Linked DNA regions of Homo sapiens: region 1 is linked to region 2. A link is an interaction called in ENCODE POLR2A ChIA-PET data of the cell type or tissue named here. Cell type or tissue: PC-9. All regions are shown on one strand. Each heading gives the region's core, and the rest is flanking DNA. Links, peaks and the distances in the headings are about the cores only. Region 1 overlaps DHRS3 (dehydrogenase/reductase 3). Region 2 overlaps VPS13D (vacuolar protein sorting 13 homolog D).

Region 1 (14,044 bases), core at 1,348-9,347, 180 kb before region 2:
GAACCCAGGAGGCAGAGGTTGAGGTGAGCCGAGATCGCACCACCGCACTCCAGCCTGGGCAACAAGAACAAGACTCCGTCTCAAAAAAAAAAAAAAAAAAAAATTGACCTCACAGACCCCTGAAGAGATCCCGGGTACCCCAAAGGTTCCTGGACCTCACTTTGAGAACCACTGTTCTACAGCCTATTGGACATAGCCCCTGCCCTCAGGAAGTTTACTATTAGAGGGAACATGGGGATCTTGATGCCAAGGGCTCAGAATTCACAGAAGCGTCTTAGTACCAGTCGGGTGGGATGTAGCAGGGCAGACCACTTTGGGGAGGCAGGCTTTATAAATGAGAGACTCCTCCTCCAGAATTTGCCTGGCATCCTATTCCCCTAGAACTTTCCAGGCTTTGTGCAGCAAATCCTTCCCATCCCAGTCCCACACTCAGTTTTCTTGGGCCTCTTAGTACAGCAGGAGATCCTTGTCCCTGGTGCCACAAGTGACCATGGGCTCTTGGCTCCCCTGGGGCTCTGGCCCCCTCCTGACTGAGCCCCTCTGACCTGGAAGTCCTTTTCAGGAAGGTAAGCCCCCAAGTGCCAGGCTGGCCCCTGCTCTCATGCAACATGCACTCCCAGGAAAGCCAACTTCTGCCCTGGCTGCTGGGACATGGTGAGCCCCAGCTGAGGGGCTGCCCCAACACATGCAGGGCACAGAAACCTCGAAACTGAGGCGCAAGCCCGATCAGCCCTCTCTTCCCCAAACTCAAAGCCCTTTCAGAGGCACAGGGAAGGGGGCACCCAGGGGCATCCAGGCCACACCTCGGCCTCCCTCAGTCCATCCTGACCTCGGGTCTGAGATGCTCCTCAGCCGTCTCTAGGAGCCCCTAGTTGATCAGGGGCTCAGGTCCTCACTGAGGTCAGGCTGCCACCCTCCACCTCAGGGGAGCTTCTTAGAAGACTTCCAGAGCTTTCTAGAGAAAAGTTGGTCTAGAACACCTCAGCGCTCTCCACAGTAAGCCCTCAGCCTTCATTTTCCAACCTTCCCCACAACTACTTTTGAACAGGAAGCAGGAGCCACCCCGCTCCCCATTCTCTGAACTGCATCCCTCCTCACCTTCCCCAGGAGAAAGCAAGGCTCAACTCTAATACCACCACCCCCAGGAAGCCTTCCAGATTGCTCCAGCTGGAAGTGAACCCTTTTCATCTTGTACTTAGAGTGGGCCAGGACCCTTCAGTTTGAGTCACCAAACAGCCTGAGGGCCCTCTCTGTGCCGGGCCCATGTGAGGGCCTGGGGATCAGAGATGAAATACCCGCCATGAAGGCCCCCACAGGCTTGACAAGTAAACGGGTGGGGACTACACCAGGGCTTGCTGGGGAAGCGTCGGAACTCCGGTTGTACGAGGAGAAGCCTGAAGGTGAGCCCAGGACGCTTCCCCAGAGGATGTGACACCCAAATCGAACCTGATTCCTCAGATCCACACCGTCATCTTTGTGGAATCAGGGGCAGTTGGGATCGATGGATCTCTGAGCTGCCTGTGGGCACCAAGATGCTAAGAGCCTGGTTTTGAAAGTGTGTTGTATGAAGGGAGAGAAGGTCAGCACTCCCCTCGACAAGGAGCACAGACAGATTAAGCCATTGTCACCTACTTAGTGGCACCTAACCATCATTTGTTTTTAATGGGTACAAAAAATAGACCGAATAAGAACAAGTCTTTGATAGCACAGCAGGGTGACTATAGTTAATAATAATTTAATTGTACGATTAAAAATAACTAAAAGGGCCGGGCGCAGTGGCTCACGCCTATAATCCCAGCACTTTGGAAGGCCGAGGCAGGCAGATCACCTGAGGTCAGGAGTTCAAGACCAGCCTGGCCAACATGGCGAAACCCTGTCTCTACTAAAAATACAGAAATTAGGCGGGCATGGTGGCGCATGCCTGTAATTCCAGCTTCTCAGGAGGCTCAGGCAGGAAAATCACTTGAACCCAGGAAGCAGAGGTTGCAGTGACCCCAGATCGCACCACTGCACTCCAGCCTGGGCAACAGAGTGAGACTCTGTCTCAAAAAAATATAATAAACATAAAAATAAATAAAAAAACTAAAAGAGTATAGTTGGATTGTTTGTAACACAACAGATAAATGCTTGAGGTGATGGATACCCCATTTATGCTGATGTGATTATTATACATTTGCATGCCTGTATCAAAGTATTTCATGTACCCCATAAATATATATACCTACTATGTACCCACAAAAATTAAAAATAAAAAAATGAGCTCTGTTTCAGGATCTAGGAAAAAGATAAAAATTTTAAATTAAAAAAAAAGTTTGCTCTGACCACTCACTCACTCTCTGCCTTTTTAAAATATATATTTTAAAAAGAGTGTGTGTGTGTGTGTGTGTGTGTGTGTGTGAGAGAGAGAGAGAGGGGACAGAGTTTTACTCTTGTCGCCCAGGCTGGAGTGCAACGGCGCGATCTCGGCCCACCGAAACCTCCGCCTCCCAGGTCAAGCAATTCTCCTGCCTCAGTCTCCCGAGTAGCTGGGATTACAGGTGCCCACCACCACGCCCAGCTAATTTTTGTATTTTTAGTAAAGACAGGGTTTTGCCATGTTGGCTAGGCTGTTCTCGAACTCCTGAGGTGATCCACCCACCTTGGCCTCCCAAAGTGCTGGGATTACAGGCATGAGCCACCACGCCCAGTCTGAAAAGAATTTTTGAGACAGGGTCTGGCTCTGCCACCCAGGCTGGAATGCAGCGGTACAATCTCAGCTCACTTCAACCTCCACCTCTTGGGTTCAAGCCATCCTCCCACCTCAGCCTCCCCAGTAGCTAGGACTATAGGCACATGCCACCATGCCCAGCTAATTTTTGTATATTTTTGTAGAGACAGGGTTTCACCATATTGCCCAGGCTGGTCTTGAATTCCTGGGCTCAAGCGATCCGCCCATCTCGGCCTCCCAAAGTACTTGGATTATAGACATGAGCCACCGCGCCCAGCCTCCCCCTGCCCTTTTAACAGCTGCTTATCCACTTATTTGAAAGCTCTTCCCCTGGGGAGGGTGGGGGTTTGGGGAGAAACTGGTGTGTGGCTTGGAGGTGTGGGGAGCACTTTCAGGAACCAGCCCTCTGCTGCCCCGTCTCACATGGCCACCAGCGACCCAGCCCCTGGATCCTGCCCCACTAACCATCGCTATCTTCTTTTCTTCCTCCTACTCCAGCATACTTCCACAGGCTGCACTCGAGGAGATCCACAAATTCTCAGGAACCTACACCTGCATGAACACTTTCAAAGGGCGGACATAGAGACAGGATGAAGACATGCTTGAGGAGCCACGGAGTTTGGGGGCCACAGCACCTGGGCACACACCCGAGCACCTGTCCATTGGCATGCTTCTGCTGGGTGAGCAGGACAGCTCCTGTCCCCAGCGAAGAATCCGGCTGCCCCTGGGCCAGTCCCAGGACCTTTGCACAGGACTGATGGGTATAACTGACCCCCACAGGGAGGCAGGAAAACAGCCAGAAGCCACCTTGACACTTTTGAACATTTCCAGTTCTGTAGAGTTTATTGTCAATTGCTTCTCAAGTCTAACCAGCCTCAGCAGTGTGCATAGACCATTTCCAGGAGGGTCTGTCCCCAGATGCTCTGCCTCCCGTTCCAAAACCCACTCATCCTCAGCTTGCACAAACTGGTTGAACGGCAGGAATGAAAAATAAAGAGAGATGGCTTTTGTGATTTCCTTTGTTCAAATCTTCCGTGGGCAGTTGGGAGGGAGCCAGTCCCAACCATAAAACTCCATCCTTTGAGAGAGAACTGGTCAGTTCAAGGTCCCCAACTGCCAAGGGTGGAGAGAAGGGGGCCGAAATCAGGAGAGAAAGTGGAGCCCAGGCCTAGGGGCAGAGAGGGGTGCTGGGTTCCTCGCCAGCTCCACCAGGCCCCTCCCAGCAGCCATGGGTTGAAGCCGCTTTGTCTCCTTGGTGTGACCTTTATGAAACAGTCTGCAAACAGCTGGCCACAGCTAGAGATGCCCTCTGTCCTGCCATGGCACCACCAGCCTCCAGGCCACCAACTCAGGAGAGCAAAACCAGTGTTTATGGAGCACCCACTGTCTACCTAGGGTGTGTGTGGTGCAGAGAGGGGAACGTTGCTGAGAAGAACCACTAGTACAAGAAGCCAATAATCTGGGTAGGAAAGGATCACAAGTCACCGGAAACACAGTGACAACTCCTCACCATAAGGCCAGTGCCGAGGGGTGCTACAGACCGAGTCCCATTTGATCACAGGGGCAGGGGGAGGTCTGGAGTGGCAGAAGAGATCGGCCCTGGTTCCATCAATGGGGCAAAGTCACGGCCAAAATGACCTAGTAGAGATGCCCCCTGCTTCCTCCAGGGTGCACGCTCCCTGCTGCCACAAGCTTAATAAACCTCACCTTGGGCAGTGGGGAAGAAAGTGGGCCATGTCATTTCATAGCAAGTAAACTCCATTCCACACAGCTCTTGCAGATGAGTGCCAGGGTGGCAGGAGGGGAGCAGGCAAGGTCCCCGGGAGGTGAAGGAGGTCACAGCCCTCTGACCCAACCCAGAAGCTTCCCCAAGAGTTACATAAAGTCTTAACCTACATGCAAACCTCAGGCTGAAACCTCCCAGCTTAGAGAATATTAGACATAGCTCAGGTGATCATCAGTCTGGTCTATGTGCAGAAATGCCAAGTCACGATTATAGCCATGCTTTTTTTCTTCTTCTCTTTTTTTTTTTTTTAAACATGGGAACTTGCTCTGTCACCCAGGCTGGAGTGTGGAGTGGAATGGCACAATCACGGCTCACTGCAGCCTCAACCTCCTGGGCTCAAACAATCCTCCACCTCAGCCTCCGGAGTTGCTGGGACTACAGGTGCATGCCACCACGCCCAACTGTTTTCTTTTTATTTTTCGTAAAGACAGAGGTCTTGCTATGTTGTCCAGGCTGGTCTTGAACCCCTAGGCTCAAGCAATCCTCCTCCCTCAGCCTCCCAAAGTGCTGGGATTACTGGAATGAGCTACCACGCCCGGCCTGTAGCCACTCTTGAATGAGTACCTAGAATGGAGGTCAGTCCCCAGGCATAACATTTTAACTCTTCATTATCCATGCCACTTGGCAGCAGCTGAAGACCAAAAAAACACAACTCCGAGACCGCTCTGGAGACTTCCAACAGCCTTGATGTGGCGCAGCCAGAATGTGACGCCCAAATCTCAGTGGCTTCCAACAATGAAGGTTTCTGCCTTATTACTGCTACTAGTCCTTCAAGAATGGCTACAGGTGTGCTCCGTGTCATCTTCGCTCTGAAACTCAGGCTGACCAGGGGGCCTCAGGGAGGATGTCTTATGGCACAGGGTAGACATACCTGGTGAACTGTGCACTGGCTCTTGAAGTTTCCACCTGGAAACAACACTGTCACTTCTGCTCACATTTCATTAGCTGGAACAGGGCACGTGGTGGAGCCGCTATTAACATAGCAGGAAATACAATCCCGCGTGGAGGAGTAGTCGTTAGTTCTGAACCAGGCTCTGCCATGCCAGGGAAGAAGACATCATGAGCAAAAATTAAAATATAGGTTGAGGACAGAGGGAAGCAGCTGTATGGCTTCCAACTGCAAGCCCAAGGACACAGTGACTTTTGGGAGGGCACAGGAGGTGCTAAGCAGAGCCCTAAAGAGGCAACTGTCAGTGTTCATCTCACGCTAAACTTATTTAGGTCCTCACTCTGTTGCCCAGGCTGGAGTGCAGTGGCCCGATCATGGCCACTGCAGCCTCCACCTCCCAGGCTCAAGCAATCCTCCCACCTCAGCCTCTCGAGTAGCTGAGATTACAGGCATGTGCCACCACGCCTGGCTCACTTCATCATTTTTTTGTAAAGATAGGGTCTCGCTATGTTGCCCAGGCTAGTCTGGAATTCCTGGCTTAAGCAACCCTTCTGCCTTGACTTCCCAAAGGAGTGCAACAAGGATCCCTAAAGTCTGATTGGACTCTGGGAGTTGCAAGCCCCGCCAGCCCTCCCCAGTTGCATTGAGAACCAATCGCTGTGTTAGCAGAGTGGGACCCTGGCGTCCCAGAGCCCCAGGGGCTCAGAAGGGCAGGGCCTGGTCCCACCCCACCCCCTCCCTCTCAGCCAGGAGCTTTCAGTCTTTTTCTGGATCTTTTCCCAGAGGAACCAAAAGAAAAAGCACTGGGCAGAATCCCAGGAGGCCCCATTCTGGTCCCTCTCCCAGATGGTTTAGCACTCAGAGAGCCTTGAGAGTGAGCGTGGAGAGCTAATTCTGTCCTTAGCTTGGCCATGCAAAGAAGAGTGACAAGTGCCAAACCCCCAAGGGGCAGGATGGGGCAGGCCAACCCTGGGAAGAGGACTTGGGTCCTGGGAAATAACCTCATTGCCATGCTTAGGGTTCCTCCCCATCCCCAAGGAAAACCAGATTGGAGGTAGGGATCCAGCCCAGGGAGGCAGCAGACCCAAGCCCCATGCTGGCACCATTCCAGGGGCTTGGACTATCCGGCCTGGTGAATGGTCAGGAATTGAGTCTGTGGCCACTGCCCTGCTCCCAGGGGACAGAATGCTTTGACAAATGGACTTTCTTCTTCTTGAGCCAAACTGATGTCCGGGAGGGACCAGGGTGACAGAAAGCTCCTGGGCTGATCACACGGACAGCTCTGCCTGATGAGGCAGACAGCCCTTGCCCCTGGGGATGTCCCAGTTCAGTGGGGATCAAAAAAGGAGCCAGGTCACAAATACACGAACCCCACTGCCCCAGTCCTAATCAGCACAGAGGGAAGAAGATGGTTGTGGTTTGTGGACAAGAGGGTCATCTACGGTGAGAAGCAACCCCCACCCACCACAGCACATCTGGGACTTCTGACCCTGAGGGGTCTTCTCTGATATTCAGGAGAGGCCTTCCAGGGGAAGCAGGTCTGTGATAAGAACCCAGAGGTCTATGCCTGTGAAGAGGGCTTCTATATATGGGCACCCCTCACTTGAGGAAAAGCCAGGAGGTGACAAATGTCCCTTGTATTAGTTCATTCTCACACTGCTATAAAGAACTACCCAAGACTGGGTAATTTATAAAGAAAAGAGGTTTAATTGGCTCCTGGTTCCACAGGCTGTACAGGAAGCATGGCTGGGGAGGCCTCAGGAACATTAACCTCAGGAATCATGGCAGAAGGCAAAGGGGAAGCAATCACATCTTCACATGGCCAGCAGGAGAGAGACAGAAGGGGAGAATGCCACACACTTTTAAACAACGAGAGCTCATGAGAACTTACCCACTATCACAAGAATAGGGAGGGAGAAATCCGCCCTCATGATTCGATCACCTCCCACCAGGTCCCTCCCCCAACATTGGGGATTACAATTCAACATGAGATTTGAATGGAGACACAGAGCCAAAACATATGATTCCATCCCTGGCCCCTCCCAAATCTTATGTCTTTCTCACATTTCAAAACCAATTATGCCTTTCCAACAGTCTCCCAAAGTCTTAACTCATTCCAGCATTAGCTCAAAAGTCCAAATCCAAAGTCTCATCTGAGACAAGGCAAGTCCCTTCTGCCTATGAGCCTGTAAATCAAAACAAGTTAGTTACTTCCATGATACAATGGAGGTACAGGCATTGGGTAAATGCTCCCATTCCAAAGGGGAGAAATTGGCCAAAATAAAGGGGCTACAGACCCCACACAAGTCCAAAACCCAGCTGGGCAGTCATTAAATCTTAAAGTTCCAAAATAATCTCCTTTGACTCCATGTATCACATCCAGGCCACGATGACACAAGAAGTAGGTTCCCAAGGCTTTGGGCAGCACCACCCCTGTGGCTCTGCAGAGTACAGGCCCAACAGCTGCTTTCACAAGCTGGTGTTGAGTGCCTATGGCTTTCCAGGCACACAGTGAAAGCTGTTGGTGGATCTACCATTTTGGGGTCAGGAGGACAGTGGCCCTCTTCTCACAGCTCCACTAGGCAGTGCACTAGTGGGGACTCTGTGTGGGGGCTACAACCCCACATTTCCCCTCCGCACTACTATAGTAGAAGTTCTCCATGAGGGCTCCACCCCTCCAGAAGACTTCTCTCTGGACATCCAGGTGTTCCATACATCCTCTGAAATCTAAGTGGAGGCTCCCAAGCCTCAACTCTTGCCCTCTGCGCACCCACAAGCCCAGCACCACGTGAAAGCTGCCAAGGCTTGGGGTTTGCACCCACTGAAGCAATGGCCCAAGCTGTACATTGGCGCCTTTTAGCCACAGCTGGAGCTAGAGCAGCTGGATGCAGGGCATCATGTCCCAAGGCACCAGGGCTCTGGGCCTGGCCCACAAAACCATTTTTCTCTCCTAGGCCTCCAGGCCTATGATGGGAGGGGCTGTGCAAAGGTCTCTGACATGTCCTGGAGGCATTTTCCCCATTATCTTGACTATTAACATTCAGCTCCTCTTTACTTAAGCAAATTTCTACAGCCTTGAATCTCCCCTACACACACACCAAAAAATGGGTTTTCTTTTCTACCACATGGTCAGGCTGCAAATTTTCCTAACTTTTATGTTCTGCTTCCCTTTTAAGTACAAGTTTCAATTTCAGACCATCTCTTTGTGAACACATATGAGCATATGCAGTTAGAAGCAGCTAGGTCACCTCTTGAATGCTTTGCTGCTTGGAAACTTCTTCTGCCAGATACCCTAAATCATCTCTCTCAAGCTCAAAGTTCCACAGATTCCTAGAGCAGGGACACGATGCTGCCAGTCTCTTTGCTAAAGCACAGCAAGAGTGATCTTTCCAATTCCAGTAAGTTCCTCCTCTCCATCTGAGACCACCTCAGCTTAGACTTTACTGTCCATATCACTATCTGCATTTTGGTCACAACCATTCAACAAATCTCTAGGAAGTTCCAAATTTTCCCACATCTTCCTGTTTTCTTCTGGGACCTCCAAACTATTCCAACCTCTGCTTAATACTCAGTTCCAAAGTCGCTTCCACATTTTCAGGTATCTTTATAACAATGGCCCACTCGTCTGGTATCAATTTTAGTGCCATTCTCACACTGCTATAAAGAACTACCTGAGACTAGATAATTTATAAAGAAAAGAGATTTAATTGACTCACCATTCCACAGGCTGTACAAGAGGCATGGTGGGGGAGGCCTCAGGAAATGTACAATCATGGTGGAAGGGTGAAGGGGAAGTAAGCACATATTCACATGGCAGCAGGAGAGAGAGCAAAGAAGGAAGGGGTACACCTTTTTTTTTTTTTAGACAGAGTTTCACTCTGTCACCCAGGCTGGAGTGCAATGGTGCAATCTCAGCTCACTGCAACCTCCGCCTCCCAGGTTCAAGCAATCCTCCTGCCTCAGCCTCCCGAGTAGCTGGGACTACAGGCATGTCACCACTCCTGGCTAATTTTTGTACTTTTTATAGAGAGGTCGTTTCACTATTTTGGCCAGGCTGGTCTCAAACTCCTGATCTTGTGATCCGCCTACCTTGGCCTCCCAAAGTGCTGGGATTACAGGTGTGAACCACCATTCCTGGCCAGGGCTACACACTTTTAAACAACCAGATCTCATGGAAACTCACTCATTATCATGAGAACAGCAAAGGGGAAATCTATCCCCATGATTCAAACACCTCTCACCAGGTCCCACCCCCAAACCTGGGGATTAAAATTCAATATGAGATTTGGGTGGGGACACAGAGCCAAGCCATATCATCCCTCAACCCAAAAGGAAGACTTGGGGACATCCCTGGCATGCTGAGCTCCCTGAGAGTGGGGCTGTCACACTGTGATGTGATTTACTGATATTTGTTACCACACAGCTCTCCATAAATGAGGGCTGTCCACTGTGAACCAGAGGTGGCTCAGACTGGGCCAGGGGGCCACTGCCTCTGAGCTGTACAGGGTCCAGCCCCCACAACCCCCTGAGGCACTCAACTCACAGCAGCCCTGGTGCTTAGATGCCCCTTCCAGGGTGCCCCAGTTCTCCCAGACCCACCATGAGGCCAGGGGACTCCCCAAGAGGTGGGAGGCCCTGATATTTGGAGGGAGGAAATTCACACGCTGGAGTTCCACTGGCCCGGGTTCAAATCCTGGCTCCGCCAACTTTTAGTGTGACGTGAACTTTTTTCACCTGCAGAGCAGAGGTGATGCAGGTCCCTACCTGCCTCCTGGGGCTGTGGTAAGCATCCAGTGCTCATGGGATCTAAGAAGGCCCTGTGAACTTCTGAGGGCGTGGTGTGATGCTGGTGGCTCCCACGGCTCCCAGCCAGGACCCAGCTGTCCCCCAGAACACATGGGCTCACCGCCTTGGTTTGGCCTGTGACAGCAGTATCCTGCAAAGCCTGGCTGGTTCCCATGTGATTGGGGTGGGATGAAGCTGTGGCTCGGAACACACCAACATGGGCTGGGCACAGTGGCTCATGCCTGTAATCCCAGCAATTTGGGAGGCTGAGGCAGGTGGATCACTTGACGCCAGGAGTTCAAGACCAGCCTGGCTGGCCAGGCGCAGTGGCTCACGCCTGTAATCCCAGCACTTTGGGAGGCTGAGGTGGGCAGATCACAAGGTCAGGAGATCAAGACTATCCTGGCTAAAAGGGTGAAACCCCATCTGTACTAAAAATACAAAAAATTAGCTGGGCGTGGTGGCACCTGCCTGTAGTCCCAGCTGCTCGGGAGACTAAGACAGGAGAATCACTTGAACCCAGGAGGTGGAGGTTGCAGTGAGCCGAGATCGTGCCACTGCACTCCAGCCTGGGCCACAGAGCGACACTCTGACTCAAAAACAAAAAAAAACAAAAAAAACACCAGCCTGGCCAACATGGTGAAACCCCGTCTCTACTAAAAATACAAAAATTAGCTGGGTGCAGGTGCGGTGGTGTGTGCCTGTAATCCCAGCTACTCAGGAGGCTGAGACACAAGAATCGCTTGAACCCAGGAGGCAAAGGTTGAAGTGAGCTGAGATTGCGCCACTGCACTCCAGCCTGGGCATCACAGCGAGACTCTGTCTCAAAGGAAAAAAAAAAAAAAAGGAAAACCCCAACATGGTGGTGAGTGAGGAGCAGGGGAGGCCCCTGGGGAGGGCAGAGCAAAGGGGCCCTGCAGGACAGGAAGTCTACATGGGAATGGGCTGTGGTCCTCCAGCACATAGCAGGTGGGCAGGATATTTACAGGACATTCTCTGCACCTCCCACCATTGCTGGCTGTGGGCAGACCCTTGGCACCCAAATCTCTATGGCTCGGGAAGAGAATAAAAGAAGCTCTGCAGAAGGCACTGCTGGGAGTGGCAGGATCTTCACTGCCCTGCCCTGCTGGGAGCTGCTCTAGCACGTGGGTCCCCTTGGGAGGCAGCAGGCCTCAGAGGGAGGGCTCTCAAAGAGGCTTCATAGCCGGGTGCGGTGGCTCACACCTGTAATCCCATCACTTTGGGAGGCCGAGGTGGGCGGATCACAAGGTCAGGAGATCTAGACCATCCTGGCTAACACGGTGAAACCCTGTCTCTACTGAAAATACAAAAAATTAGCCAGGCGTGGTGGCAGGCGCCTGTAGTCCCAGCTACTCGGGAGGCTGAGGCAGGAGAATGGTGTGAACCCAGGAGGCAGAGCTTGCAGTGAGCCGAGATCATGCCACTGCACTCCAGCCTGGGCGACAGAGCGAGACTCCATCTCAGAAAAAAAAAGAGGCTTCATCACAGACTTGCTGGCTAGGAAGGCCAGTTCAGGGAGGCCTGGGCTGATCCAGGAGGCTGGCCAGACAGTGCCTGGCTGTGTGACTCCAGGAGGTCACCGACTTCTCTGGTTTGAACTACTAGGAGCCCCTTAGTACCCCATCCCCTGCCCATCTTTCCCCTGGGGATTTGGAGGATTCTCATGAGAGGAATAATGAAAAAGCACTTTGCAAATAAATCTGCCCTGGCCGGGTTGGTGGCTCACACCTGTAATCCCAGTACGTTGGGAGGCCGAGGCGGGCGGATCACCTGAGGTCAGGAGTTCGAGACCAGCCTGGCCAACATGGAGAAACCCTGCCTCTACTAAAAACACAAAAAAATTAGCCGAGCGTGGTGGTGCACGCCTGTAGTCCCAGCTACTCAGGAGGCTGAGGCAGGAGAATTGCTTGAACCAGGGAGGCAGAGCTTGCAGTGAGTCAAGATCGCGCCACTGCACTCCAGCCTGAGCGACAGAGCAAGACTCCGTCTCAATAAATAAATAAATCTGCCCTATGCAGGGAAGCTGGGCTATCCGTCCAGGTGTTGAGCAACAGTGAGGAAATATTTCTGAGGGTTTCTGGCATAGTGGCCACATCACAGATGTCAATGGGTTCCGTCTACATGATCACCCAGACACCATTCTAGTATCTCGGCGGCTCACATTCCACAGCTCAGTCTCTCTCTCTCTCCCCCTTCTGACAAGATGCTGAGCTCTCACTGAGAGCACTTGGGGCTCCCTGCACACACCCACACCATGCAGTCTCCTCCACCTGGAGCTCTGTCTCCATCTTCTCCCATCCCAGCTCGCAAGCCCCGCCTCAGACGTCACCTCCCGGAGGTGTCCCAGCCAGCTACGGTGGCTCCGAGTTGCTCCACCTCAGCCTTTTGCTTATTTTATTCATCAATCATCTCACCACTTGCCACTATTATTTTTTATATATTTTTATTTTTATTTTCGAGATGGGGGTCTCACAATATTGCCCAGGCTGGTCTTGAACTGCTGGACCCAAGCAATCCTCCCTCTTTGGCCTCAGGATTACAAAGCGCCCCAGGATTTCAGGCATGAGCCACTGCCTCCTGTCTATTTTTTATATTTCCCAGGTTTATTGAGATATAACTCACACCACACAATTTGCCTATTCAAGTGTGCAATTCAGTGGCACTCAGCATATTCACAGAGTTATGTGAACATCACCATAATCATTTTAGGACAGTTTCATCACCCCAAAAAGAAACCGTGTGCTCATTAGCAGCCTCTCTCCATCTTCCCCCAACTCAGCCCTTGGAAACCCCCAATCTACTTCTGTCTCTGTGGATGTGCCTGCTCCGGACACTTCATATACACGGAATCCTACAGCATGTGGCCGTTCATGAGCGGCTTCCTTCACGAGCATCACGTTTTTGAGGTTCATCCACGGTGGAGCGTGAATCAGGACTTCGTTCCTTGTTATTGCCGAATCATCTTCACAGTACGGCTCTACGGCTCTCCCACAAGTTGTTCATCCATTTATTCGTCACTATCAACGGATATTTGGGGCTATTTTTACTTATTACTTTCTTGCTCTGTCTGAGTCTCTCTCCCCCTCTGGATGAGACACCCCAGGAGAGCAGGGGTGGCCACTTTTCTCAGCACCGGGAAGAGTGCCAGCAAGAGTGCCATTCAGTGAATGTTTGCTGTCTGAACCAAGAGGGACAAATTCTTCTTCTTCTTCTTCTTGTTTTTTTTTTGTTTGTTTTTGTTGTTGTTGTTTTTCGAGATGGAGTTTTGCTCTTGTTGCCCAGGCTGGAGTGCAATGGTGTGATCTCGGGTCACTGTAACCTCTGCCTCCCGGGTTCAAGTGATTCTCCTGCCTCGGCCTCCCAAGTAGCTGGGATTACAGTCATGTGCCACCATGCCCAGCTAGTTTTGTATTTTTAGCAGAGACGGGGTTTCACCTTGTTGGTCAGGCTGGTCTCGAACTCTCAACCTCAGGTGATCCACCTGCCTAGGCCTCCCAAAGTGCTGGGATTAGAGGCGTGAGCCACTGCACCCAGCCCAAATCTTTCTTTGGAGGCAGCCAACATGGGTGCTTTGCTGTTTACCCCAAACACCCCGTTTTCCCACTCACCTTCCCTTTCACTTCCACACGGGCCCTTGAACAGGGAAACCAACACAGATTATTCAGTGTTTGATGTCAATATCAGCATTTCCTCAACAGCAGCACTGCTGGCTTCCCAGACGGGATTCTTCTTTGTGGTGGGGCTGTCCCATGCTCTGTAGGGGTCTGGCAGCTTCCCCATCTCCACTCCCTGGTTGCCACAAGCACCTTCGTCTGCCCCCAGTTGTGACAACCCAAAGAGTCTCAGGACATTACCA
Region 2 (16,344 bases), core at 3,676-11,675:
GGGAAAGGCCAAATGGAAGCCCTTAGAGCTGCCTCTACCTAGAAAAATAGTAAACCAAAAACAGTATCACATCCCTGGAGGGATTGTGGAGATTAGTGCCACTTGAAAGATGCAGGGGTGGTGATTCCCACCACATCCTTGTTCAACTCTTCCATTTGGCCCGTGCAGAAGACAGATGGATCTTGGAGAATAACAGTGGATTATCGTAAGCTTAACCAAATGGTGACTCCAATTGCAGCTGCTGTACCAGATGTGGGGTTTCATTGCTTGAGCAAATTAACACATCTCCTGGTACCTGGTATGCAGCCACTGACTTGGCAAATGCCTTTTTCTCCATTCCTGTCCACAAGGCCTACCAGAAGCAATTTGCCTTCAGCTGGCAAAGCTAGCAATATACCTTTACTGTCCTAACCGCAGGGGTATATCAACTCTCCAGGTTTGTGTCATAATCTTATTTGGAGAGACCTTGATTGCTTTTTGCTTCCGCAAAATATCACACTGGTCCATTACACTGATGACATTATGCAGATTGGATCCAGTGAGCAAGAAGTAGCAAACACACTGGACTTATTGGTGAGACATTTGCGTGCCAGAGGATAGGAAATAAATCCGACTAAAATTCAGGGAACTTCTACCTCAGCAAAATTTCTAGGGATCTAGTGGTGTGTGGCCTGCCAAGACATTCCTTCTAAGTTAACGGTGTTGCTGCGTTTGGTCCCTCCTACAACCAAGAAAGAGTTACAATGCCTAGTGGGCCTATTTGGATTTTGGAGGCAACACATTCCTCATTTGGGTGTATTACTCCGGCCCATTTATTAAGTGACCCGAAAGGCTGCCAGTTTTGAGGGGTCCAGAATGGGAGAAGACTCTGCAACAGGTCCAGGCTGCTGTGCAAGCTGCTCTGCCATCTGGGCCATATGACCCAGCAGATCCAATGGTGCTTGAGGTGTCAGTGGCAGATAGGGATGCTGTTTGGAGCCTTTGGCAGGCCCCCATAGGTGAATCACAGCAGAGGCCTCTAGGATTTTGGAGGAAGGCCCTGCCATCTTCTGCAGATAACTACTGTCCTTTTGAGAGACAGCTCTTGGCCTGTTACTGGGCTTTGGTGGAAAATGAACATCTGACTATGGGTCATCAAGTCACCACGCAACCTGAACTGCCCATCCTGAACTGTGTGCTTTCTTTTTTTTTTTTTTTTTTTAACATTTATACAATAATATTATTTTAATCAAGAATTTCTTAAAATTTCATCACGGACTTTTTTTTTTTGAGAGAGTCTTGCTCTTGTTGCCCAGGCTGGAGTGTAAAGGAGTGGTCTCGGCTCACTGCAACCTCCACCTCCCAGGTCCAAGCGATTCTCCTGTCTCAGCCTCCGAAGTAGCTGAGACCACAGGCACCCGCCACTGCCCGGATAATCTTTGCATTTTTAATAGAGATGGAGTTTCACCATGTTGGCCAAACTCCTGACCTCAGGCCATCTGCCCGCCTTGGCCTCCCAAAGTGCTGAGACTACAGGTGTGAGCCACCGGGCCCAGCCAAGGATCTTAATATAGTCATTTATGGCAAAAGAAAAATAACATTTTTGGGTTGGATGCAGTGGCTCACACCTATAATCCCAGGACCCTGGGAGGCCTAGGCGGGCAGATGGCTCGAGTCCAAGAGTTCAAGACCAGCCTGGCCAACACGGCAAGATCCCTGTCTCCACAAAAAATACAAAAATCAGCCAAGTGTGGCACCACACACTTGTATTCTCAGCTACTTGGGAGGCTGACGTGGGAGGATCACTTGAGCCCAGGAGGAGGAGGTTGCAGTGACCCGAGGGAGGACCACTGCACTCCAGCCTGGGTGACAGAGCAAGATTCTTGTCTCAAAAAAAATATTTAAAAAAAACACAAAACATCTTTTGGGAGTAAAAGTGTTTATCCCCACTGCTTCACTTAACTAGCTGTAAAAAGCAATAAAATAAAATAAGATGTTTTGTTTGATCACATAGATTTACAGTTACCCAAATGAAAGATTTTATTTACAAATTAAAAATAAAAACAAAGGCTGAAGTGGGCAAATCACTTGAGGTCAGGAGTCAGAGATCAGGCTGGCCAACGTGGTGAAACCCCATCTCTACCAAAAAATATATAAATTAGCTGCATGTGGTGGTGCACACCTGCAAACTGAACTGGGTGCTTTCTGACCCACCCATCTAGCCATAAAGTGGGTCGTACACAGCAGCATTCCATCATCAAATGAAGTGGTATATATGTGATTGGGCTCGAGCAGGTCCTGAAGGCACAAGTAAGTTACATGAGGAAGTGGCTCAAATGCCTATGGTCTCCACTCCTGCCACCCTGCCTTCTCTCCCCTAGCCTGCACTGATGGCTTCATGGGGAATTCCCCATGATCAATTGACAGAGGAAGGGAAGACTAGAGCCTGGTTCACAAATGGTTCTGCACGATATGCAGGCACCACCCAAAAGTGGACAGCTGCAGCACTACAGCCCCTTTCTAGGACATCCCCGAAGGACAGCAGTTAAGGAAAATCTTCCCAGAGAGCAGAACTTCGAGCAGTGCATCTGGTCATGCACTTTGCATGGAAGAAGAAATGGCCAGATGTGTGATTATATACTGATTCATGGGAGGTAGCCAATGATTTGGCTGGATGGATGGTCAGGGACTTGGAAGAGCATGATTAGAAAACTGGTGACAAAGAAATTTGGGAATAGGTATGTGGATGGACCTCTCTGAGTGGTCAAAAACTGAAGATACTTGTATCCCATGTGAGTGCTCACCAATGGGTGACCTCAGCAGAGGAGGATTTTAACAACTAAGTGGATAGGATGACCTGTTCTGTGGACACCACTCGGCCTCTTTCCCCAGCCACTCCTGCCATCGCCCACTGGGACTATGAACAAAGTGGCCATGGTGGCAGGGATGGAGGTTATGCATGGGCTCAGCAACATGGACTTCCACTCCCCAAGGCTGCCCTGTCTACAGCCAGTGCTTAATGCCCAATTTGCCAGCAGCAGAGACCAACACTGAGCCCTCGATATGGCACCATTCTTCTGGGTGATCAGCCAGCTACCTGGTGGCAGGTTGATTATATTGTACCTCTTCCATCATGGAAAGGGCAGAGTTTGTCTTCACTGGAATAGACGCTTACTCCAGATACGGGTTTGCCTATCCTGCATGCAATGCTTCTGCCAAGACTACCTCTGTGGACTCATGGAATGCCTTATCCACTGTCATGGTATTCCACACAGCATTGCCTCTGACCAAGGCACTCACCTTACGGCTAAAGAAGTGCGGCAGTGGACTCATGCTCATGGAATTCACTGGTCTTACCATGTTCCTCATCATCCTGAAGCAGCTGGATTGATAGAATGGTGAAATGGCCTTTTGAAATCACAATTACAATGCCAACTAGATGATAATAGCTGGGGCAAAGTTCTCCAGAAGGCTATGTATGCTCTGAATCAGCATCCAATATATGGTACTGTTTCTCCCATGGCCAGGATTCAGAGGTCCAGGAATCAATGGGTGGAAGAGGAAGTGGCACCATTCATCATCACCCCTAATGATCCACTAGCAAAATTTTTGCTTTCTGTTCCTGCAACATTAGTTCTCCTGGCTTAGAGGTCTTAGTTCCAGAGGGAGGAACACTGCCACCAGGAGACAAAACAATGATTCCATTAAACTGGAAGTTAAGATTACCACCTGGACACTTTGGGCTCCGCCTAACTTTAGGTCAAGAGGCTAAGAAGGGAGTTACAGTGTTGGCTGGGGTGACTGACCCAGATTATCAAGATGAAATCAGTCTACTACTCCACAATGGAGGTAAGGAAGATTATGCATGGAATACAGGAGATCCATTAGGGCATCTCTTAGGATTACCATGCCCTGTGATTAAGGCAATGGGAAACTACAACAGCCCAATCCAGGCAGGACTACAAATGGTCCAGACCCCTCAGGAAGGAAGGTTTGGGTCACTCCACCAGGAAAAAATCCCACAAAACCATGACCTGATGAGGTGCTTGCTGAAGGTAAAGGGAATACAGAATGGGTAGTAGAAAGGGTAATCATCAATACTAGCTATGACCACATGACCAGCTGCAGAAACAAGGACTGCAATTGTCATGAGTATTTCCTCTTTCTTTTGTTAAAAACATGTTTGTGCATGTATACACTTGTACTAAGAAAATATCTTCATTTTATTTCCTTTCTCCTTCATTATGTGACATAGATTTATTGACTTCATATCAGCATTCAAGCATCATTAACTTTATGTAATAGTATTTGGGTTGGGGACTGGTGTGTTTCCAGCTGTACGAAGGATGGCTGTATTATGTTAGGTGTAATTATGACCTTATAATCTCGGCAGTTGACAAAGGGTGGACTTGTGATGGTTAATACTGAGTGTCAACTTGATTGGATTGAAGGATACAAAGTATTGATCCTGGGTGTGTCTGTGAGGGTGCTGCCAAAAAAGATTAACATTTGAGTCAGTGGGCTGGGAAAGGCAGATCCACCCTTAATCTGGTGGGTGCAATCTAATCAGCTGCCAGCAAATATAAAGCAGGCAGAAACATGTGAGACAGGCCTACCCTCCCAGCCTACATCTTTCTCCCATGCTGGATGCTTTCTGCCCTTGAACATTGGACTCCAAGTTCTTCAGTTTTGGGACTCGGACTGGTTCTCCTTGCTCCTCAGCTTGCAGACAGCCTATTGTGGGAACTTGTGATCATGTAAGTTAATACTTATATACATATCCTTTTAGTTCTGTCCCTCTAAGAGAACCCCGACTACACCAGTAATATTCTTTACTTTGAAATCTATTCCGTCTGATGTTAATCTAGTCATTCTCATTTCCTATGACAAGGGTCAACATGTTATATCTTTTTTCATCTTCTTTCCTTTTAACCTATTTGTGTCTTTATCCTTAATGTGTGTTTCTTGTAGGCAACATATAATTGGTTCTTGCTTTTTTATACAATTTGATAATCTCTGCCTTTTGATTACGGTGTTTACAACATTTAAATTTAGTTAATTGATACCATTAGGTTTGAGTCTACCATCTTGCTAATTATTTTTTATTTGTCCTATCTATTCCTTTCCCTGCTTTCTGTTTTCTGCCTTCTCTTGGATTATTTTTTTATGATTTCTTTTTTTTTTTTTTCCCCCTGAGACAAGAGTCTCCATCTGTCACCATGCTGGAGTGCAGTGGCACAATCTTGGCTCAATGCAACCTCCACCTCCTAGGTTCCAGCAATTCTCCTGTCTCAGCCTCCCGAGTAACTGGGATTACAGGTGTGTGCCACCACACCTGGCTAATTTTGTATTTTTAGTAGAGATGGGGTTTCACCACGTTGGCCAGGCTGGTCCCGAACTCCTGACCTCAAGTGATCCACCTGCCTTAGCTTCCCAAAGTGCTGGGATTACAGGCGTGAGCCACCTCACCTGGCCTAATTTCATTTTATCTCCTTTGCTGAATTATTAGTTATAACTCTTTGTTATTTTGGTGGTTGCTTTAAGAGTTTATGCTGTTTATCTTTATAATTCTACATTCAAGTGACATCATACCACATCATGTATAAGATTACACTAATAGACTTCCATTTCTCCCCTTCAGCCTTTATGCTATTGTTGATAAGAATCTCACTCTTACTTTAAATAAGAAGAAAATAATCTTATATATTTACCCAGGTAGTTATCATTTCTGGTATTCATTACTTTGTGTAGAACAGACTTCAATCTGATACTATTTTTTTCCTTCTGCCTGATGATGTTCTTTTACATTTTTTGTAGCATGGGTCTGCTGATACCTTTCAGTACTTTAAAGATGTTGCTCATTGTCTTCCCACTCTCATTGTTCCCAAAAAGAAATCTGTTGTCATTCTTATCTTTATTCCTTGGCACATAGCATGTCTTTTTTTTCTTGTTCCTTTGCTTTAACACTGGTTTTGAGTAATTTGATTATGATGTGCCTTGGTATAGTTTCCTTCACAGTTGTGTGCTATATTCCATCCAGTGTAGTTTTCATTACATTTTAATCTCTACAAGCTTTAGTTTTTTTATGTCTTCCATATTGCTACTTAACCTTTTGAACACAGAGAATACAGTTACATTAACAGTTTTAACGTCCTCCAAAAATTCTAACATCTGTGCCAGTTGTGAATCAGTTTTGACCAATTAGTCTCCCTACTTAACCTTTTGAACACAGAGAATACAGTTACATTAACAGTTTTAACGTCCTCCAAAAATTCTAACATCTGTGCCAGTTGTGAATCAGTTTTGACCAATTAGTCTCCTCATTATATAGAAAGTTTTCCTACTCCTTTGCACACCTGGTAATTTTTGATAGGATGTCAGATATTGTGAATTTTACCTTGTTGGGTGCTAAATTGTCATATTCCAATAATCTTCTTGAGCTTTATTCAAGGATATGGTTAATTTACTTGGGAAGAGGTTGATTCTTTCGGATCTTCCTTTTATGATTTCTTAGGCAGTCTATAGCAGTGCTCAGTTTAGGGCTAATTAATCATGAGGGCAAGGCTTTCCTGAGACTCTTCCCAACGTCTCATAAATTCTTAGTTTTTCCAGTCCAGCTGGTGGGCACAAGCACTATTCCTAGCCCTGTGTGGGCAGCAGGCACTGTTCCCTCTGATCCTTTCAGATGGGTAGTTTCCTCACATACATCACTGACTAATACTTGGCTAAATACTCAAGAGGGACGGTCTATAGATCTTCAGAGTTTTTCTGTGCAGCTCTCTATGCCCAAGTGTACCATCCTATAACTATAGATACCTTGGTCTCTCTAGACTCTCAGCTCTGTTTTCTCAACTTCTCCACTGTGCTGGGTACTTGCTTGGTCTCCCCTCCCTGGAAACGTTCTCAAATTGGTAAGAAAGGCAATTACAGGGCTCAGCTCGTTTGTTTCCCACCTGTCAAAGCACTGTCCTTCATTGTCTGATGTCCAGTGTCTCAATACCATTGTCTTCTTATTTATCTGGATTCTGGGGTTGTTTCAGGTGGGAGGGTAAATTTAGTCCCTGTTACTCCATCTTGACTGAAAGCAAAGTCCAGTTCTTTAGTTTGTTCTCCCTATGACAGACCTCAATCCCTCCGAATGATGGTTAGATGACTTCCTATTGGTTTTTCTATTGGCAAGATGGTGAACCATGGGTCACCTTCCTCCATGACACCCTGACTGAGTTACCTCTAATATATGCAGAATTCTGCTGTATGTAGAAAAATTAATGAGACGAATGTAGGTAGAAACAACTATTTCACAGAATGATTTTTTGAAGGCCACAAGATATTTCCTCCAAAACATTAAAGTTCTTAGAACATCAAACATTAGATCTGGTTGGGTGATCAGCATGAAAACAAGGTGACTAACAGCTTTGGAACTTCCCCCTTACCTGTACATCCTGTATGCTGAGTTCAAGCATGTGACTGGTTGCCAGCTGTGTATAGTGCACATTGATTCCTGTAAGACTTGCAAAGACCAGTTCTTCTGGGACTTTATTAATTAAGGACAACCCAATTCCACCTTCTAACCTCACAAGCACCTGAAAGGAAACCAAAATATGGCACCCTGATTGTTTTAAACACAGCTCACAGTATCCAGGAGAGTATAAGAAAATAAAGCATTTTACATTCCTCTACTCCCGATCTCTCAGCAGATGAAAACCACTTAGGGGAGTCCTATTATTTACCTGGAGGGCTCAAATGCTATCATCTCACTGGAAGCCTTGCTTTCTAGGCATACCCTTCACCCCAACGAGAACTCCAGAGTATGTGATGATACCTCTATCAAAGGACTGATGACATTCTGCATTTCATTATAGAAATCTAATTATTTGGTAATCTTTCACCTTATTTGGGATGAAAGCTCATAATCTGTTATCCACTACACTTCCATAGCACCCAACACAGTGTTTTACACATAGGCATTTGATTTTTTCAAAAATCACTGAATAAACGTCAGATAAATATACTTTTTCATGTTCATCTCATCTTCCTTTTCAAACTTGTCACTCTCCAATCCCAAACAGAGAAAACAGAAGGAAGATGTCAGAGATGGCTGAAGCAAAAAACAAAAAATTGTTTGTCTTAAATCTTACTGAAATTCAAACAATTTAGCTTCCTTTATTGTAATAATAGTTTAGCAATGCTTACTACATGCTGATTCCACATAAACTTTGTTGTCATTTACATAATACATTCACACATTCACTGATAAACAGTAAACACTGTGAAGCGTAACTCATATTTAGAATCATACAGGATAGAAAGAAAACAGAAGGTCTAAAATACCACCAAGTAAAATTCTAAAAAACTGATGATCAAATAAATAAATTCACAATATTTAGACCTTACTTCCAATTCCTGCTCTGTATCTGGATTCTTTAATTTCTGCAGCTCTTGTTCGGTGACAGGAAGTTCATCCACTTCATATGAACGGCTGCTTTTCCGGTGGCAGAAATCTGTTATCTGAAGTCAAATAAAACACCACAAGAAGATGATTCACTCTTCCTTATTGAAACCTATTCTAACCCAGAACAACTGTGTAGGTCAAAAGTCATTATATAATCAATAATCCTATGGAAGCGAATGGTTTCCAAAGCACTGGTAAGGTAAGATTTGTGTAATAAAGAAGCAAACTTGGTTTCAAGTCTGCATGGCAAACTCAAGCTATACACCTTGAGAGCCTCACGTAGTGGGGTTAGATATCTGCAGATGATCTCAAATTATAGCTCAAGTCAAAATATGCAAACCTCAAGATCACTGCATTCATTTTTGCCTTAAGATTGTTTTTTAAAGTGGTATTGTGAGCCGGCACAGTGGCACACACCTGTAGTCCAAGCTACTTGCGAGGCTAAGGTGGGAAGATCGCTTGATCCCAGAAGTTCAAGACCAGCCTGGGGAACATAGCGAGACCCTATCTCCACAAAAAATGAAAAGTAATTAGCTAAGCATGGTGGCATGCACTTAAGTTCCAGCTATTCGGGAGGCTGAGGTGGGAGGATCACCTGAGCCCAGGAGTTCGAGGCTATAATGAGCTATGATTTTGCCACTTCCCTCCAGCCTAGGTGAAAGAGAGTGACATAGCTAAATAAATAAATAAATAAATAAAAAGTGGTGTTGTGAATTGTGATGCACTATCTCAGAGAGCTCATTGCTACATTCCAACATCTTTTTTTTCCTTTGTTCTGATTACGCTATGACCTAATAAACCCTTATCCCCATCACAGATCTCTCCCCTGGGTTTCAGAGCCATAGTTACAATGACTTATGGACATCTTCACATAGATATCACACAGTTACCTTAACTCAACAAGTCCAAAACCTAACTCCTCCCTTCCTCTGCAAGTCTGCTCCATGTTCATCCCTTAGTGATCTGGATTATCATCCTGTGAGTTGCCCAAATCAGAACCTTGGAGGCCATTACTGACTCCTTCCTCTCCCTCATTCCCACATTCAGTCACAAAATCTGCCTGACTCTACTCCTAAGTAAGCTCTCATTTCTATCCATTTCTCTCCAGCCTCCTCATGTCCACCCCTGCCACTTCTTCCAGTTCAGGCCACCATAACCCTTCATTTACATTAGTGCAAGAGCCTCCTACCTGGTATTTCACTATCTCCAGTCTTGCCCCACTCTGCTTCTCTACATTGCAGCCAGAGGAAGTGATCTAAAACAATTTTCTAATCATGCCATTCCCTGACTCCTTGTTGCCTTAGAAAAACCACAAATTCTTTAGTATGTATCTCAGACTTTTTATGATCTGGCCCCTGCTTCTATCTCCAGCCTTCTTTCTTACCACATTCTGTGTGCCACTTGGGCTGAGGATCACTCTGCTACCTGTGGGCCTTCACTAGTCAACTTCCACATCGTATGTCATTTACTTCCTATGTTTATTGGTCAATGATGGTCCATCCCCACTAGAATGTAAGCTCCAAGAAGGCAGGGAGTTTTGTCCGTTCACTGGTAAATGTTCCGTACCTAGACCTGTGCTGGCTCAAGTAGCTGCTCAGTAAATACCTGTTGATGAACATGCTTATTACTGAGGGCACAGCCCCTCCACCTGTACCTTTCTATTTGGCTAATTCCTTTCAGTTAAACTCTAGGTCTCAGTTTAAGTACTACTTCTCTTAGGAAGCTCCCCACCCTCTAAATCTGGGAATACAAATCCTTTCCATACACCCTCCACTCCTACTCTCATTAACACAATATTTTAATTATCTGATTAAGGATCTCATATCTTCTTGTTGTTAATGTTATTAAGATATTATGTTATTAATAATAATTAACAACACTATTAATATGCACTGTTAACATTATCTTGTTTAAATCTTATACTTTTTTAGGTTACCACATATTTCATTGATACTTTGTTTATACTTTACGCTTATCTTTTTGTTGTACTTTAGTTCTTGTAACAACTTTGTGAGGTAGATCCTATCCCCATTTTACAGATGAAGATACCATATCTTCATATCTGGCATAAACATGTTCAATAAGTATTTGTTAAATGAGTAATCATTGGGGGTGGAGGAAGTACAGAGTTTCACATCAGCTCTTATGACAAATTATCACCTGGAGTGCTCTAGTTGGTCCATCTGGGATGACTCTGATGGATAACATTCCAGAACCAGGTCTCATTTTTTGATTAATAAATTGTTGTTCAGGTGGAACTGGCCCCAAAAGCTCCATGGAAGTGTCAGGACCAAGAACAACTTCAGCTCCATCAAACAAACCAGAAAGTCCTCCTTTGGCCTAAAAGACATTGGAGTAGAGACATGTGAGAAAAGACAGAGGCACTGACTTTGACAAGTTAACACATCATTTCAAACAAGTTCCTAAATTTACATTCTCCTCTGGAGGGTCATGATCAATGTGCAACAAAGCCTTTACTATTTGTTCAGCTTTGCAGATGATGAAAAACAGGAGAATTACTTCAGTAAGATGAAAAGTTATGCTCATAAATTTTGGTAATTATGAATAAGAGATAATTTCATGCATAGATCAGTTTAATTCTGCCTTTTACTAGTACTAACTTCTTGTCATTAAAATAAACTTCTAAAAAAGTAGCCAAAACTAGCTGTTTCTTTGAGTATTCTTACTAGGGTTTGCTTAAAAATCTGAAATATTCTGAAAATAGAAAATAATTATTATAATCATTCAGCTTTCCAGTAAGAGGAAAATTCTTGAGTTGAAAACCTCCCCAAACAGGCCTATGGCTGGACAACCAATCCAAATACTCAAAAGATGGTGTTTCTTCTAGAATGGAATACAGAGTTGAGAATGTCACCTGATACCCAGTTATTCAGGCTGTTAAAAGAAAAACTTCAAGCCAGGCGAGGTGGCTCAGCCTGTAATCCCAGCACTTCGGGAGGCCAAGGCGGGCGAATCATCTGAGGTCAGGAGTTTGAGACCAGCCTGGTCAACATGGTGAAACCCTATCTCTACTAAAAATACAAAAATTAGCCAGGCATGGTTGCAGGCAACTGTAATCCCAGCTACTCAGGAGGCTGAGGCAGGAGAATCGCTTGAGCCCGGGAGGCGGAGGTTGCAGTGAACTGAGATTGTGCTATTGTACTCCAGCCCGGGCAACAAGAGCGACACTTTGTCAAAAGAAAAGAAAAGAGGAAAAGGAAAAAGAAAGAAAGAAAAAGAAAGAAAGAGAGAGAAGAAAGGGAAGAAAGAAAGAAAGAAAGAGAAAGAAAGGAAGGAAGGAAGGAAGAAAGGAAGGAAGGAGAGAGAGAGAGAGAAAGAAAGAAAGAAAGAAAGAAAGAAAGAAAGAAAGAAAGAAAGAAAGAAAGAAAGAAAAGAAAAGAAAGAAAAAGAAAAAAAGACAGACTGACTGACTTCAGCCGAATTAAATTTAAAGGGGTTTAATTGAGCAATGAACAATTCACAAATCAGGCAGCCTCCAGAATCACAGCAGATTCAGAGAGACTCCAGGGATGCCTCGTGGTCAGAACAAATTTATAGACAAAGAAAGGGAAGTGATGTACAGAAGTTGGAAGTAAACAGCTGGATTGGTTACAGGTTGGCGTCTGCCTTATTTGAACACAGTCTGAACACTCAGCCATCTGTGAGTGGTGGAAGTATGGCTGCTGTGACTGGCCAAGTCTCAGCTATTGTTACAGGCACATACTCCTAAGTAAGGATTTCAATCTTGCCTGCCGATTACTCTAGGTTACAGTTGGTCCACAGGGATTCAATTATAGAAGTACGGAGTCCTTCTCAGGCCATATTTAGTTTGCTTTAACAAGGCCTTTGGAGGAAAACACCTTGCTACATGCCCCAAGTAAATCGAGTCTACAGGATTATGGCTGTGGGAAAGCAAACACAAGGCTAGAGAAGACAATGGCAAAGAGTGTCTAAATCCCCTTTGTTAACTTTTAAATATTGACTCATGAAAAGCAAACTTTGAGCAGGGTTTATAGTACAGGTTTCAACACAAAGAAAGCTTTTTATAGCTATTATAAGTTTAGAAAGAAAGAGCATATACAACCTAATAAGAGCAGTGTCAGAAAATGTTTTAATGTCTTCAATGACTTTATTCAGCATAATAAGATTGAAACAAGCTTACTTCCCTAACCAAAACACATTCTGCTCTGCTGAATACTGTTATTATACTGTCACTAACAAGCAGGGAAATGATGAAATAGATTCACAAAACAACAAACACCAAAAAAAGATTTTAAGGAAGAAAATGCTCCAAGAGCATTGGAATTACATGGGCTTTAGAAACAAACTAGAAGTGAAGTCAGGGTCAGACATGAAACCCACCAATTATAACAAGCCCTCTTTGCCTCTAGAAGTTTGAATTGTATTGCTAATTGAAAATCACAAATCCATTCCAGATGTGTGCTACATATAAGTAAGCAGCTTGTCTTTGATGAAAAAAGCTCAGGGCGATAGAGATAAAGAAAATAAATCTCACCAAAAGCAGTCAGAGGCTCCTTACAGTTTTTGCAAACTGCCCTGGAGTACAATCTAAGTACACTCAGAGTTCTCTATCAAGAGTCTGATAGTCTCCTGTTTCCCTTTTGTGTAAAATCCCAGGCTGGACAGAACTGCACACACAATTGCAGGTGCTAGTCTACTGCATGTCCAAACCTCCTAGACACCTTCCTACTTCTCAGACCCCTGTTCTCATTCCCAGCCTGAAGCCAGAAAGGGCAGAAAATCCAAACCCTTGGTAATTTGCCAAACACATATTTGCTTAGAAAGTAGCTGGGAGTTTATCATGAGGTAGACTGGCTGAGGAGGAAACTGTCCAGCAATCTTCATTCTGACATTTGCTACAGCAATTCAATGCTTATTTAGGCCAAAATGAACAGAATCAAGAGCATGTAGATGCCTGGCGAATGCTCACCATGTCATAGAACCCTTTACAGAGGACTTGCAGCTATGCCATTAACTTCCCAGGTCTAAATCTAATTCATCTAACTTAGTGCTGGACTTTTAAAATTACATAGGTAATTTTTTTCTTTTTAAAATTACATAGGTAATTTTTTTCTTTTTAAAATTACATTGGTAATATATGACATCAAAGAAAAAGTCCAGGTAAGCCATGAAAAACATATCTTATCATCCAGGGCAATCACTCTTAACACATGTATTGCATACCATCTCCAAGAACTTTTCCCATGTAAACATACACAAATGCGGGGCTGGGCGCGGTGGCTCACGCCTGTAATCCCAGCACTTTGGGAGGCCAAGGCGGGTGGATAACGAGGTTAGGAGATCGAGACCATCCTGGCTAACATGGTGAAACTCCATCTCTACTAAAAAATACAAAAAATTAGCCGGGCGTGGTGGCGGGCACCTGTAGTCCCAGCTACTCGGGAGGCTGAGGAAGGAGAATGGCGTGAACCCGGGAGGCGGAGCTTGCAGTGAGCCGAGATTGTGCCACTGCACTCCAGCCTGAGCGACAGAGCAAGACTCCACCTCAAAAAAAAAAAAAAATACACAAATGCACAACAAAACTCTGACTTCCTTTTAACTAAAATGGAATAGAATAAGTATTGCTCTGTAACTAGTTTTCCCACTGAACAATTCATCATGTATAACTTAGTAGAGACTTTGTTTCAAAGAAGGCTCAACCACTGCTTGCTGCAATTGGGGATCAAAAACGACTGACCTGGACGACCAACCCATGTAACCCACAGGTCAGTTTTCCTTCTCGGAAACTCCACGTCTGAGTTGTGCTTCGCCTGCGGTCAGGCTTTCTCAGCATCAGTGGCTCGTATCTGGAAAACGGAATACACAATGAACCATGAAACCTCCGAGTCAACTGTTTCACGCCTGAAGGGAACATGAGGATGATGGCTTTGCTCTTCTTCCTTCTAATGCCCTCCACCCTTAAAACTGAATGGGTAGTTAGCTTGAATCCTAGGGCAGTTAGGTATCTCTTGATAAGAAAAGAGGAATAAAGCAAAATGGAAAAACATGAAGAGGGGACACAAAGTAAGACATTAAAGATTTCATAACACACAGTAATATGGCTTCTTGCATTCTCAAAACGGCAACTTACCATGCAGTATGGAAGGAATAGCTGCTAAATACATGTAAAATCTTTCCAACAGTCTTTTTTCTGTTGTATTTCTAAATTCTTTTCTGTTCTAACTTGTAAGTCAACTAAAGTTTTTCTGGAAATAAGGTATTAACTGAAAACACACTGATTTTTATGGAGAAACTAAGGCACAGGCAAATCAAGTAACTTATTCAAACTTAAAGAGCTAATTTGAATCCAAGGATTTATTCATAAAAATACATCTGATTATTCTCTTAATAATTAATTTCTGCTTTTGAAGGATTTGACAAAGTTATTAGGAAGATGTAAAAAAGAAACTACTTCCTCAGAATAAGGACGGACTGGAATTTGGGTGGAAGAAATAATCACTTTTCACATTATACCCATTTTATTGTTTGAAGTTTCTTAACATCTGCATGGGTATTTCATCAAAGCTTAAAATATTTAAAGGGAAAGCCCAATACTCATATTTGGGAATATGACAGGTTTTTGTCATTGAAAAAAATATACATTTTTACTTTATTTATAGAACTCTTAGTTTTTGTTGTAGATTTCCTCTGAGTCTGAATTTGAAAGCAATGAGCTTGAATCAAAAGTTGCCTAGAAAATTACCTGTTGTCAGTCACTGCAGCGAGACCAGCAATATCTAAGATGGCAGACCCCTCGGTGGAGCGGGCGGCTGAGGGCTTATTGGGATTGTGAGGAACTGAGGAGCCCTCATGGGCCAGCATTCCTGTTCCTGTCATCCTCCACAGCTGAGAACGCTTTCCTGGTTCCTGTTAAGTAGGTACAAGCAAAAAGAGAAAGAGCCATTATGGGCAGCCACAGCTAGCTCCTCACTTCAAGAGCTTCCTCTAGGGCTAAATAAGTTCTCATATAGGAAGTTTATTTAGACGTTTTCCACATTATATAAATGCTTAATTCAAACTTTCATGGTTATCTATCTTTTGTTGTTCTTAGGGTAAAATATGCTAACCTCTTGAACCAAACAACCAAACATTACAAATAATGTGCATTTTAACAAACGTATTATTTTCATAACCGAGTTTTTTTCCTTTTTTAGAAATTAGAAACAAATGGCGGGGCAGCCTCCTACACTAGCTATACTGCCATGATCACTGCCATTCCAGATGATGACCGTCCGGTGCCCTTACCTTAAAGAAGAGTGCAATTACATAAAGACTATACGATATGCTCAATATCTGACTTTGAATCAGAATTTACCAGAGGTCTTCCTCCCCGTCCCGAATGTTTATAAGGAAAGCGTACTATATTGATGGTGTCCAATTTTCATGAATTGATTGTATCACAAGTGTTAAGTTGGTTGTATTCAAGGTTATGCTAATTGATTGCTAGTAATTCTTTTTTTTTTTTTTTTTTTTTGGGATGGAGTTTCGCTCCTGTTCTCCAGGCTGGAGTGAAATAGTGCGATCTCGGCTCACTACAATCTCTCCTCCTGGGTTCAGGCGAATTCTCCTGCCTCAGCCTCCCGAGTAGCTGGGATTACAGGCATGCACCATCACGCCTGGCTGATTTTTGTATTTTTAGTAGAGACAGGGTTTCGCCATGTTGGCCAGGCTGGTCTCAAACTCCTGCCCTCAGGTGATCTGTCTGCCTCGGCCTCCCAAAGTGCTGGGATTAAAGGCATGAGCTACCGTGCCTGGCCAGATTGCTAGTTCTAAATATATTTTCTCTTTAGAAATATTTTGGAAACAGCAGTTGGGCTTCCAGGTCAATCATGAAAGTCTATATAATCCATTATATACTAGAAGTCATAATACTTACTGAGAACTTACTATGC

The links. ChIA-PET counts read pairs that join two places held together with the same protein. Peaks named below come from ENCODE experiments on the same cell type or tissue, not always from the same donor. Only the 100,000 strongest peaks of a DNase experiment are listed, where the experiment ranks them.
Region 1: POLR2A ChIA-PET joins it to region 2 with 11 read pairs; 3 of 35 experiments call an interaction of 5 or more read pairs at or near these places.

What each region holds. Positions count from the first base shown.
Region 1 is chr1:12,557,586-12,571,629 of GRCh38, reverse strand. DHRS3 (dehydrogenase/reductase 3) reads left to right here. Exons shown (of 6, transcript NM_004753.7): 6 at 3,206-3,720. The coding sequence ends at 3,290. It also overlaps the pseudogene RNU6ATAC18P. Among named protein-coding and RNA genes, the nearest start is that of MIR6730, 14 kb to the left of the region's middle. In PC-9, for the core only: no CTCF peak of the experiment used is centred there; no DNase peak of the experiment used is centred there; H3K27ac peaks cover 596 bases.
Region 2 is chr1:12,377,403-12,393,746 of GRCh38, reverse strand. VPS13D (vacuolar protein sorting 13 homolog D) reads right to left here. Exons shown (of 70, transcript NM_015378.4): 56 at 15,156-15,319; 57 at 14,151-14,259; 58 at 10,592-10,771; 59 at 8,374-8,487; 60 at 7,413-7,562. Among named protein-coding and RNA genes, the nearest start is that of SNORA59A, 120 kb to the left of the region's middle. In PC-9, for the core only: no CTCF peak of the experiment used is centred there; a DNase peak (open chromatin) is centred at 7,426; H3K27ac peaks cover 1,811 bases.